2 separate regions of the Mus musculus genome follow, and region 2 is linked to region 1. A link is a contact called in ENCODE Hi-C or POLR2A ChIA-PET data. All regions are on one chromosome and are shown on one strand. The core of a region is the stretch at or near the end of the contact, and the rest is flanking DNA. Distances in the headings are between cores, read along the strand shown. Region 1 overlaps Zmiz1 (zinc finger, MIZ-type containing 1). Region 2 overlaps Zmiz1 (zinc finger, MIZ-type containing 1).

Region 1 (4,649 bases), core at 607-3,106:
TCTAGAGCACAGGCAGAACCTCACAAATAGACATCCTATCCTTGTGCAATGCCATACAGCATGCACTCATCTAGCCACCTGTACAGGGCCACTGAACAGAGTGATGGGTGTCACTGCCTTTTGCGTTCACTATACGTGACCCTTATCCTTCCTCCACTGCATGGAGAAAGACTGCCACAGTAGTGTGAAAGGTGGACTCCAAGTTCCACAAACATTTGGATGGAGCTAAAAAGGAAGTGATTGTCTGATGTCCAGTCAAAGTAGTTGTTTGGGAAGGTGGGCCCAGGCCTCCATCAGTCTCTAATGCCCCCACACTCCTGGGCGCCCAAGCTTAGAGCTTTGACAAGTGCTGTGAGTACCATCTCGTCCATCACCCCACCTTCTTCACAGAGTCCTTTGTCCATCTGGTTTGTTCATCAAAGTGGCCCTGTGAAGTTGGGCATGCTGGTTCAGGACTGTAACTCTGACACCCAGGAGACTGTGGTGGGAGGATTTCAAGTCCGAGATCAGTCTGAGCAAATTATCAATATTCGAGAAAGAGAACACAGTGAAGAGCTCTCCAAGGCAGCTAGTGAAGGTCCTTATCACCATGTGACAGATGGGGACCCAAATCCTGACTGGGAAGGAGCCTGACTTACCCAGTGATCTAGACAGCAAGCTCCATCTGAACCTAACCGAAAATGGCTGCCCTTAAAGCCATTAGCAAACAAGAAAACACAGGATGGAGAGTCATGTGCTCCTGACAGGACCTGGGTTAGTGCCCTCATCTGCCTGCTTTGGAAGTGGGTTCTGTGACACAGCGTTTTTCCTATGGCCTGGTTCACAGTTGATAGACATGGTAGGGGAGAAATGGGAGACTGGGATGCTCTGGGAGAGGGGGAGGAGCAGTTGGGAAAAAAGGTAGGTAAAGGGCTCCAAAGACAAATGAAGCTATCTCCCTACCACCAGCAGGGTTCCTTATTCACAAACCTAACGTCAGGCCAGATACCTGGAATAAACTGAATATTTGTGTGTGTACACACACGTGTATACATACACATCCTCCTTTTATACTCCATGTTTGCATATATAGGGACTTGATAAGGTAGAGAGTACAAGGTAAGTCAGTGTCTGTATGCACTTGTGTGTGTATATAGACATTCCCCATCATATCCCTGCCGGTCATACCTGTTAAACACAGGTTGCACACATACAGACTGACAAGCAGACATCCATCCCACAGGACCCCTGCTGCCCCGAGTGCTGGCAGGCACACCTGTATGGCACACTGTTTATTTCCACTCAAATCAAGAGCAAGGATATCTGGTGCACACAGCACATGCTCCCAGACACGGGTCAGGACACATGTGTACACACTCATGCACGGCAGTCCCGGAGGTGGCCAGGACAGGGAGACGAGCAAAGAGAGCAGGTGGCAGGCAGCCATGTCCAGGACTGGGCAAGGAACCCTCACTGCTGCTGGGTTGAGTCGATGGCACAGCTCACAGCAACCCCATAAATCACGAAGCCACTTGCCGCAGCTGTTTAAATCTCCACTGCTGGACTTGGCACTTAGGACAAAGGGCCAGCAGCTATGGGCAGAGAAGAGGGAGGATGCTGGCATTTGGCACCACCCACTCCAGGACTGCCACCCTACCTGAACCTACCATTGCCCTGGCAGCTGCTATGCCCTCCTTGCTCTAACCTTTCCCCCCTCCATGTTCAGCCAAGCCTTGGAGTGCATTCACAGCTTGGGCACCGGCCTCGGGTGCTAGTGCTGACCGCTTCTACCAGTGACTAGTGTCCTATGGGCAGGGGAGAGTGGGGGAGGGGAGACAGACAGTCAGTTCCTCCACAGGAGCACCGTGGGTTGTCACCAGACCCGGCATTTAAGCGAGGACCCACAGTCAGTTCCACTCAGGGGGAGTCCCCTCCCTTGGCCCACATCACTTCCCGTCTGTAAAGAGGGGATGGGCTCAGGGCCTCCGGGGCCGCTCAAGCTGAGGATCTGCTGCTGGGGAAAAGATCTCATGGATGCTGATTAATTATGACTATTAATAATCCAGCCATCTGTAGCTCGTGGTAGAGCACATATGATTAAAACCGGGCCCGGTGCCCCGGTGGCAGAATGAATAGGTCTCTGAATGAGCTGCTGGTGCCTCCACCAGCCTTCGAGTGGATGCGTAGTGATGGAACACTGGGGAGGAGCTGTTTGTGCTGCTCAGACAGACAAGGAGAGCAGAGACAGCCAGGGAGGCAGACAGGCAGGCAGACAGACAGACGGTGGGGACCTGTTCATCAGACAGTGAATACCAGACAGTCCTCGAGGCCAAGCTTCAGGGAAGGACTCTGTGTCTGCCCCCAGGGAGAAGATTGATAGACATCAGCTCTTCTCAGCTTTGCCCTGCTGCCTAGAGCCCCGAGTTTCATCCCAAGACTCCTCAGATGCTGTGGGGTGCTAGCTTGGGTCAGTATTGTGATAGATGCTGGCTGCAGCATCATTTCACACCTGTCTGGCATCCTTCTCTCTGGCCCCCAGCCCAGCCCTGCTCCCAGTTGCTTCCCTGAGCAGTATGACTCTTTCTCCACACCTCCCGCCCTACTGTGGGACAATGGGTACAGCCACCACCCCTCTGTCCTGTGGGCTCAGTCCTTCTGGCCTTGCTGCGAACATGAATGCACTCTCGGTGCTCACGCCCAGTAGCCAGACCATAAGCTGAGCCTGCTGAGTGCCCTGCTACTCTGCACCATAGGAAAATGGATGGCACTGGAGCTTCCAAGCCCCAGCCCACACGCATGCACACCATGATCTGGGAACTCCCACAACAGCCAGTATGCTGATGATAACCTATCTGATGGATCAAGGAGCTGAGGGAAAGTGGGCAGAGCGCACACTAGGCCGTTTGGTTGCAGAAGTCTTACTTTCCAGGCCACTGAGACTTGAAGGGAATGAGTCAGTTAAGGTTAAACACCATTTGTGGGAACTGAACCGCCATCTTTTGAGCCATCGGTGTGAATGGATGCTGAAGGGTCCAGAGATGGGTACCACGGGGTCAGGCCAGGTTTCTGCATTCACCTTTTGTGTAATCACAAACAAGTCCTTTGCCAACCCCGGGCCCTATCTCTTCAGCTCTTAAGTGAATTGAATGGAGCCTATTCGCCCATCGCAGGCAATGGTGGAGGCGTGAAGTGCAGGCATGGAGGCAATGGTGGAGTTAAAGGCTCTGGAAACGACAAAAGAGCAGCTGGGGTCCCCAAACCACAGTACTAACGCTGGTGAGGCCATTAAAGAACACTATTCGGGGACCTGAGACCAGTGATGCCTTGGAAAATCTGGGACACTTAACCCCCTAGAAGCACATGGAGGTGAGGCGCTTCAAGCACATGAAGATTGGATGACCTTTGCCCCAGTGCTCCCCACAGCCACACCTCTGTAGCTCTTCCTGTGCTGATCCTTTTAGACACTGGCTGACACACTTCCTGGTCACCTACACTGTATCTAATCCTGGGCTGACCCCAAGGGATACCCCAGGAGCAGCTGCCGAGTCCTAATAGGCGCTTGTAGGTGCTATCACTTGCTAGCTAATCTCAGTGTTCAGCAGGGGTGGGGGGGTGGGGGTGGGCAATAGGATCCAGCTACAAGATCCTGGATAACTAATGATGGCAACGTGTCCCCAAGCTCCTTTCTCATTCCACACCTATGGCAGGCATCACTAACTCATCCCTCTTCTCTCACAGAACTCCAGTGTGGCCTTAGAATTATCATTCCTAGACAGGGCATAACACAAAGTGTTTCACATCCCTGTTTGTGGAACAACAGTCATCCCTCCACTGGGCTAAACCACTGCCAGTGTAGATGAGGCCTAATCTTGGGTCTGGTCTGGGAGATACCAGCTGGCAGGTGCAAACTTGGGACCCAGTTTGAGATCTTCATGGGAAACACACTGTGGGTGTGAGGAGATGGGTGTGCTGTAGGACCCTTCCAGACTCTTAGCTCAAACACTGTAGAAACACAGCAGCTTCCCTTTGTCTGGGCCCTCCGCCTGGGATTTCTCCATGTGTTGTTGGGGGCAGTGACAGGCCACCGGAATCTGTCCTTCCAGTAGCTCTCCCTAGTTACAGTTTCAAGACAGAACTCCGTGAGCCCTCAGAGAAAAGGCAGCCCAAACAGCATCCCAACTGCAATCCTGCCTTTGTTATTGCTCCCCTCTCCTATCGGACCTTTTCAGAATGTTCTACTTGAAGTCAACTTGCAAGTTAAGTACATTCCTAAAAAAAAATTCAGCACTACCGTAAACGAAATCAGCATCAGCCACCATGAATACAAGTTAAAGAAGAGAGCAGACTCAAGAACATGGTGCTGTGATCCATGGTCCACCACAGGCTGGAGCCCATGGCAGCCCTGCTCTGTCAGAAGACGGCAACAGCAAGTAAGTTCTTGGCCTTTGGAAGCTGTCCTTGATGCGGGGCTAAGAAGAAGAGTGGTCTGAGGACAGACAGGATCCCTTGGTCCTGAGTCACCCAGCACAGCCATCTCTATCGTTGTAGGAGTGTGAGACCATCTCAAGGTTGGCAGGATCTGAGGGGTTATCACACTGTTGACAGAAAAGGAGGCTCAGACACATGGTCTCACTGACTCAAAGTCACAGAGCATTGAGAGGCTAAGCCGG
Region 2 (4,649 bases), core at 590-3,089, 46 kb before region 1:
GGGTCTGCGGAATGTTAGTGGGCAGAGAGGGAGTTTCCAACTCAGTATACACTCAACACAGCGAGAGGCGGCAAGCCCAAGGCAGAAGAAGCCTTGGAGGGGAGAGAGCCAGCACCTGAACCTCCCATGGCTCACCACAATGTCAGCCAAGTGCAGCGGGAGGGGCTTGATGGCAACAGAGGACAATGTGCTCTGCTGCCAGATGCAAGCCCGGGGGTGGGGGTGGAGGGTTAATACCTGCATTTGGAGAGCCCCCCACCAGGCCAGCAGGGGCAGGCCCTGACCCTCTCTTTAGGCTCATGAAGTCTTCCTTGATACCAGCACCTTCTATCCTCCCCAGAGCCTGTGTTGGAGGGCACACACCCTCAGGACACCTCTGCAGTTTAGAATGCTTGCTGGGAAGTGAGAGGTATGGAGGTCAGACACACTCTTTTCCTGGAAGGTCAGGGTTCAACTCTCTCAGCCCCCTGTTTAGAGGCTAAGAGGGATGAGGGCAAGGGCAAAGTCATGTACTCACGCTTGTAATCGTTGTTTGGGGCTCTGGATCCCGGGGTTACCTGAGCTCACTGTGGGAGATGGGAGAGAATCCACATAGGGTCTCCTTCTAGATATAGTGAATTTCTACTCTAAGCATTTCTGCCATAATTCTGGTGACTTCATCCATTTTCAGGCCCAGGCTCTGCCAGCTCCTCCCTCCCCCAACAAGGCCTTAGTTCTTACCCCTAACTGCAAAATGAGGACACCAGACCCTCCAAGCCTCCACTGGCTGCCGTCTCCTCAAGAGCCACACCGGTGGCAGAACACGGAGATCTGTGTGCACCAAGCAAGCACACGGAAGATTTCGAAGATTCAATATGAAACACAAATGTAAATGTAAATGCTCTGTGGACCTGACAGATTATCATTTCGATACACAATCAGTGTGAAACGGGGGTGGTTCCCAGAGGGTGTGGTGAGAGCACAGGAGAGGAAGGGCCTAGACTTCAGAGGAGGGAACAAGCACTCAGGGCACTCAGGACACAGACGTCTGGCCTCGCTTCATACAGGAAGCATGGATTGAAGCAGGCCTCAAAGAGGCCAGGAGGCAGAATCAGGAAAGGGCACTGCTGGATAAAGACCACAGGGCAAGGTGCAGTGTGGAAAGGCACAGGGAGGGCCAGGGGAGCTCCAGCCCAGGGCACTGGCAGAGGCTGGCCTGTGATGTGGCTAGGAAAGGAGGTGGTGGCCAGAGGGCAGCAGCTACCATGCCAGGCTAACTATGCCAGGTACACAGTCGGCACTTCCAGGAAGATACCAGCCAGAGACTCTCCCGGGGGTGACCAGGTCACTGATATTCCTAGGTCTGTAGTTCTCTGGTAGCTCACCTCCAGCTTCCCCTCAGGAGAGGACAATTTACTTATTCATGAGCACACATTCACTCCCATCAGGCAGCCAGTTCCTGCACACCTCACTTCTAATTATAGCAAAGATTTCAATAACACTGCAGGAAAACGCCAGGTTTCCAAAGACCCTGATGGTGGGGGCGGGTCCCTCGTCTTCATCTATGGGCTAGGAGGTCCTCCTCCATTCCAAGTGGCCAGCATAGCAGGACCAAGTGAGAGAGAAGATAGTGTAGTCCTACTTCCAGTCACCTAAGCAACGCTGCCTCCTAGCATCTGTGAATGGCAATGTCAGCCTGTGGACCAATGCTGTACCCTGCGCTATGGCCAGCAGCACCGCCTTCCTGGGTCTGCATACCAGCTTCCTCGGGTACCTGCTTCAAGGGAGAAACAGAGCCCAGTAAGCCAGGCCAAGGGTGTCCTGTTCAGGAACCCAGGAGGTATCGGCTCTGCTGAGACTGGATTAGAAGACAGAGCAGAGGAACTGTTGGGCACGTGCCAAGGAAAGAGCGGCTCTGATGATGAAGGAGGATAGGGGTAAGGGGAGACTGGGCTTGGCTGGCCAGTCTGGACAGAGTAGGGAGAGTGGCCATACTAAGAAGGAGAGAGTCATGAGTGGTATCTGGGCAAAGGAGAACCAAGGAGAAGGATGGAGATAATGCAGTCCTTGGGAAAGGTGGGGCAGAGATGGAAAATCTGACCAGCAGATGGTGCCTATGTGTGAGACCCTGCCCCTAAGAGGCAGAGGTACCATCAAGACCCAGACTGGCCACACCAGCTCAGCCTCAGGACCCTCTCCCACTCTGTTTGGTTCTGTACCAAGGCCACAGGGCCAGTCCAGGCATCAGCTACTGTGGCATTGCATCCTGCCAGGCTCATCTTCCTGTGGCCCTCCCCAGAGGTCCACTGTGGAGAGCATCATGCCCCTGCTTAGACTCAGGGACATTCCAGGACCCCAGGCCATGGCCCAAACCCAAGTGCAACTCCAGCTTACGTGCACTCTTTTTGTTTGTTTGTTTGTTTTTTCGAGACAGGATTTCTCTGTGTAGCCTTGGCTGTCCTGGAACTCACTCTGTAGACCAGGCTGGCCTCGAACTCAGAAATGCTGGAATTAAAGGCGTGTGCCACCATGACCAGCAATTACGTGCACTCTTGATAGCTCTGACTCCTAGAAGGCTGAAGCTGAAGATGCCCAGGGGCTCTGGCCCTCCTGCCCAAAGTGCACTGAGTCAAACTGTCCTGCCACTTAGAAAGTGACTGAAGCAACACATCACCTGGCTGTCACTCCATAGTGCAAAAGAACTATAGCCTGCACCACATCCTTCACTGCTGTCAGCTCACTAGCAACCAAGATGGTCTAGTCACTCAGTAAAATATCTCCAGGGCAGCCCCTGTGTGCCAGGCATTGGGACACAGCCACGAAACACTTGTCTCATCTGCATCTACCCTTAACCTACTTTACAGTGGCAAGTCTGAGTTCAGAGGGAGGCAGTGACTTCCCAGAGTCACCTGGATGATGGCCAAGAATGAGACTTCTCCCTGTTGCAGGTGCTGACCACAGCTCCTGCCCCCACCCCCACCCACTGTTTCTAGGACACAAAGGTATCGATTACCAGCCCTACCTTGGAAAGGGTTTCTTTTCTTTTTCCACCAAGGCTTTCTGCCCACCTCCATTTTTTTTTTTTTTTTAAAGAATAAACTTGAAGCCATTCCCATGATTAATTACCAGCTGCCTAATGCTCTGCCACTGGCAATTTCTGGAAAGGGAATGAATTACCTTGAAAAACATCCGAAAAGAGAACCCACCGTGAAGGAGAATCAAAAAGGTTACCTGGCAGTCCATGTGGACTCTTCTAGCTGGACTGGACTGCTGGTAGGCCCCTCTGAAGAGGGGAGCAGGGTGGCTGGCCCTATTATAGAGGGGCATGTGCAGCCTGGTGGGGAGTGGGGCAAAGCCTCTGGCTCCAGAGAGCAGTATGGGGAAGCTGAAGAAGCAGAGGTGGAGGTTGCTTTCTCTGTATCTATATAAACCCTCTCTGGTCTCTGTCCTCTGACATCACATGTTGCTTAATTCCTATAGATGTCAGTTCAAATCCCCACTCCACCACTTACAGCTCAATGGGGTTTTTAAACTGCAGAGCCCCTGGAAAATAAGGCATTATACAAACCTCCTCCAGGGACTTGGGGGATGGGGATGGGGAATGGGGGGTGGTGTATTGTAAGTGCACAGCCAAGGTAACAGAAGAGCAAAAGTTTAGCCCCACTAGAGGCTTCCAAGCATTCTGGCCAGCCTGTCTGCCATGATGGCGATGTTTATGCTCATTTTGGGATAAGGACACTCACTCTTGCTGTAGGGGTTTGGCCGACGACCTACAGTCATATAGCTGGGTAGCAGAGATCTGGGGTTCCTGCAGCAGAAAGGGTGCCAAAGTCCAGGTCTCCATTTGTCCTGGTACCTACCAGCCCCACTCTGGGACCCCTGGAACACCGTACTTCACAGAAAAGCTCCAGCCAGCTGGGCAGGGATCTCTACTCTCCCAGAGTAGCCCAGGGACATGATGCCATGAGACAAAGGGCTCTGGGCCAGCAAGCATCTGTGTAAGACTTCTGCACCCTCTGGGTTGAGAGCCAGAGAACCAAAGAGTAAATAGAGATTACACAGGTATCTTTGGTGTATGCCAAGTGTGATCAACTCTGAAATGCCATCCTGGGATGAGACACACTGGTGTCCTGGCTGGAGGCTCTATTCTGAGGCTTAGTCCCCATCACTCTGACAAGCTCCCCAAGGGATGGGCCTATAATATCCCCATCATGCCAGGTGGCTTGTTTGTACCCATCCTGGTACTGGCAGGTCCTCAAAGGAAGAGCATGGTGGGGCATGTGGGGATGGGGGGGGGGTCCCTGTGCACATCCCTCGTCATGCCACTCCCATTTGACAGACATGTAAACTGAGGTAGAGAGCTCAAGGTTCCTGTGGACAAGTGCCAGAGTCACACTCTGAAGCTAGCAGTGGTCACCGTGGCACTGAGCATGCCTCTTGGCCATTCAGGTCACTTTTGGGGATACCCATGTTCCTCCGGTGTTCAGGGTCACCATTGTGTGCATAGTGTCCCTGTGCAGAGGCTGGAATGCCAGGCCTACATCCGGCACTCTCCACTCTGCCTCATCAGCTATTTGAGAAACATCAAGTCAGAGGCTATGGAGCCTGAGCCGAAGGGAGCACTTGCCAGGACACAATGGCATCCAGGTGGTGGCACTGGGCCCCACTGC

Evidence for each region. Hi-C counts contacts between places; a loop is a spot of excess contacts on that map. ChIA-PET counts read pairs that join two places held with the same protein, here RNA polymerase II (POLR2A).
Region 2: POLR2A ChIA-PET joins it to region 1 with 11 read pairs in Patski. The contact joins two enhancer-like sites. A Hi-C loop is called at or near these places in 1 of 37 maps with a recorded cell type or tissue (T-helper 17 cell). POLR2A ChIA-PET finds 5 or more read pairs at or near these places in 1 of 5 experiments (Patski).

What each region holds. Positions count from the first base shown.
Region 1 is chr14:25,490,927-25,495,575 of GRCm38, reverse strand. All of the region lies in intron 1 of Zmiz1 (zinc finger, MIZ-type containing 1), which reads right to left. Among named protein-coding and RNA genes, the nearest start is that of Zmiz1, 34 kb to the right of the region's middle. Within about 2 kb of position 1,856, at least 2 of the 3 ENCODE cell types and tissues checked have a DNase peak (open chromatin) inside an H3K27ac peak, as active enhancers do.
Region 2 is chr14:25,536,912-25,541,560 of GRCm38, reverse strand. The region is part of intron 3 of Zmiz1 (zinc finger, MIZ-type containing 1); the gene reads right to left. Among named protein-coding and RNA genes, the nearest start is that of Mir3075, 4.8 kb to the right of the region's middle. Within about 2 kb of position 1,839, at least 2 of the 3 ENCODE cell types and tissues checked have a DNase peak (open chromatin) inside an H3K27ac peak, as active enhancers do.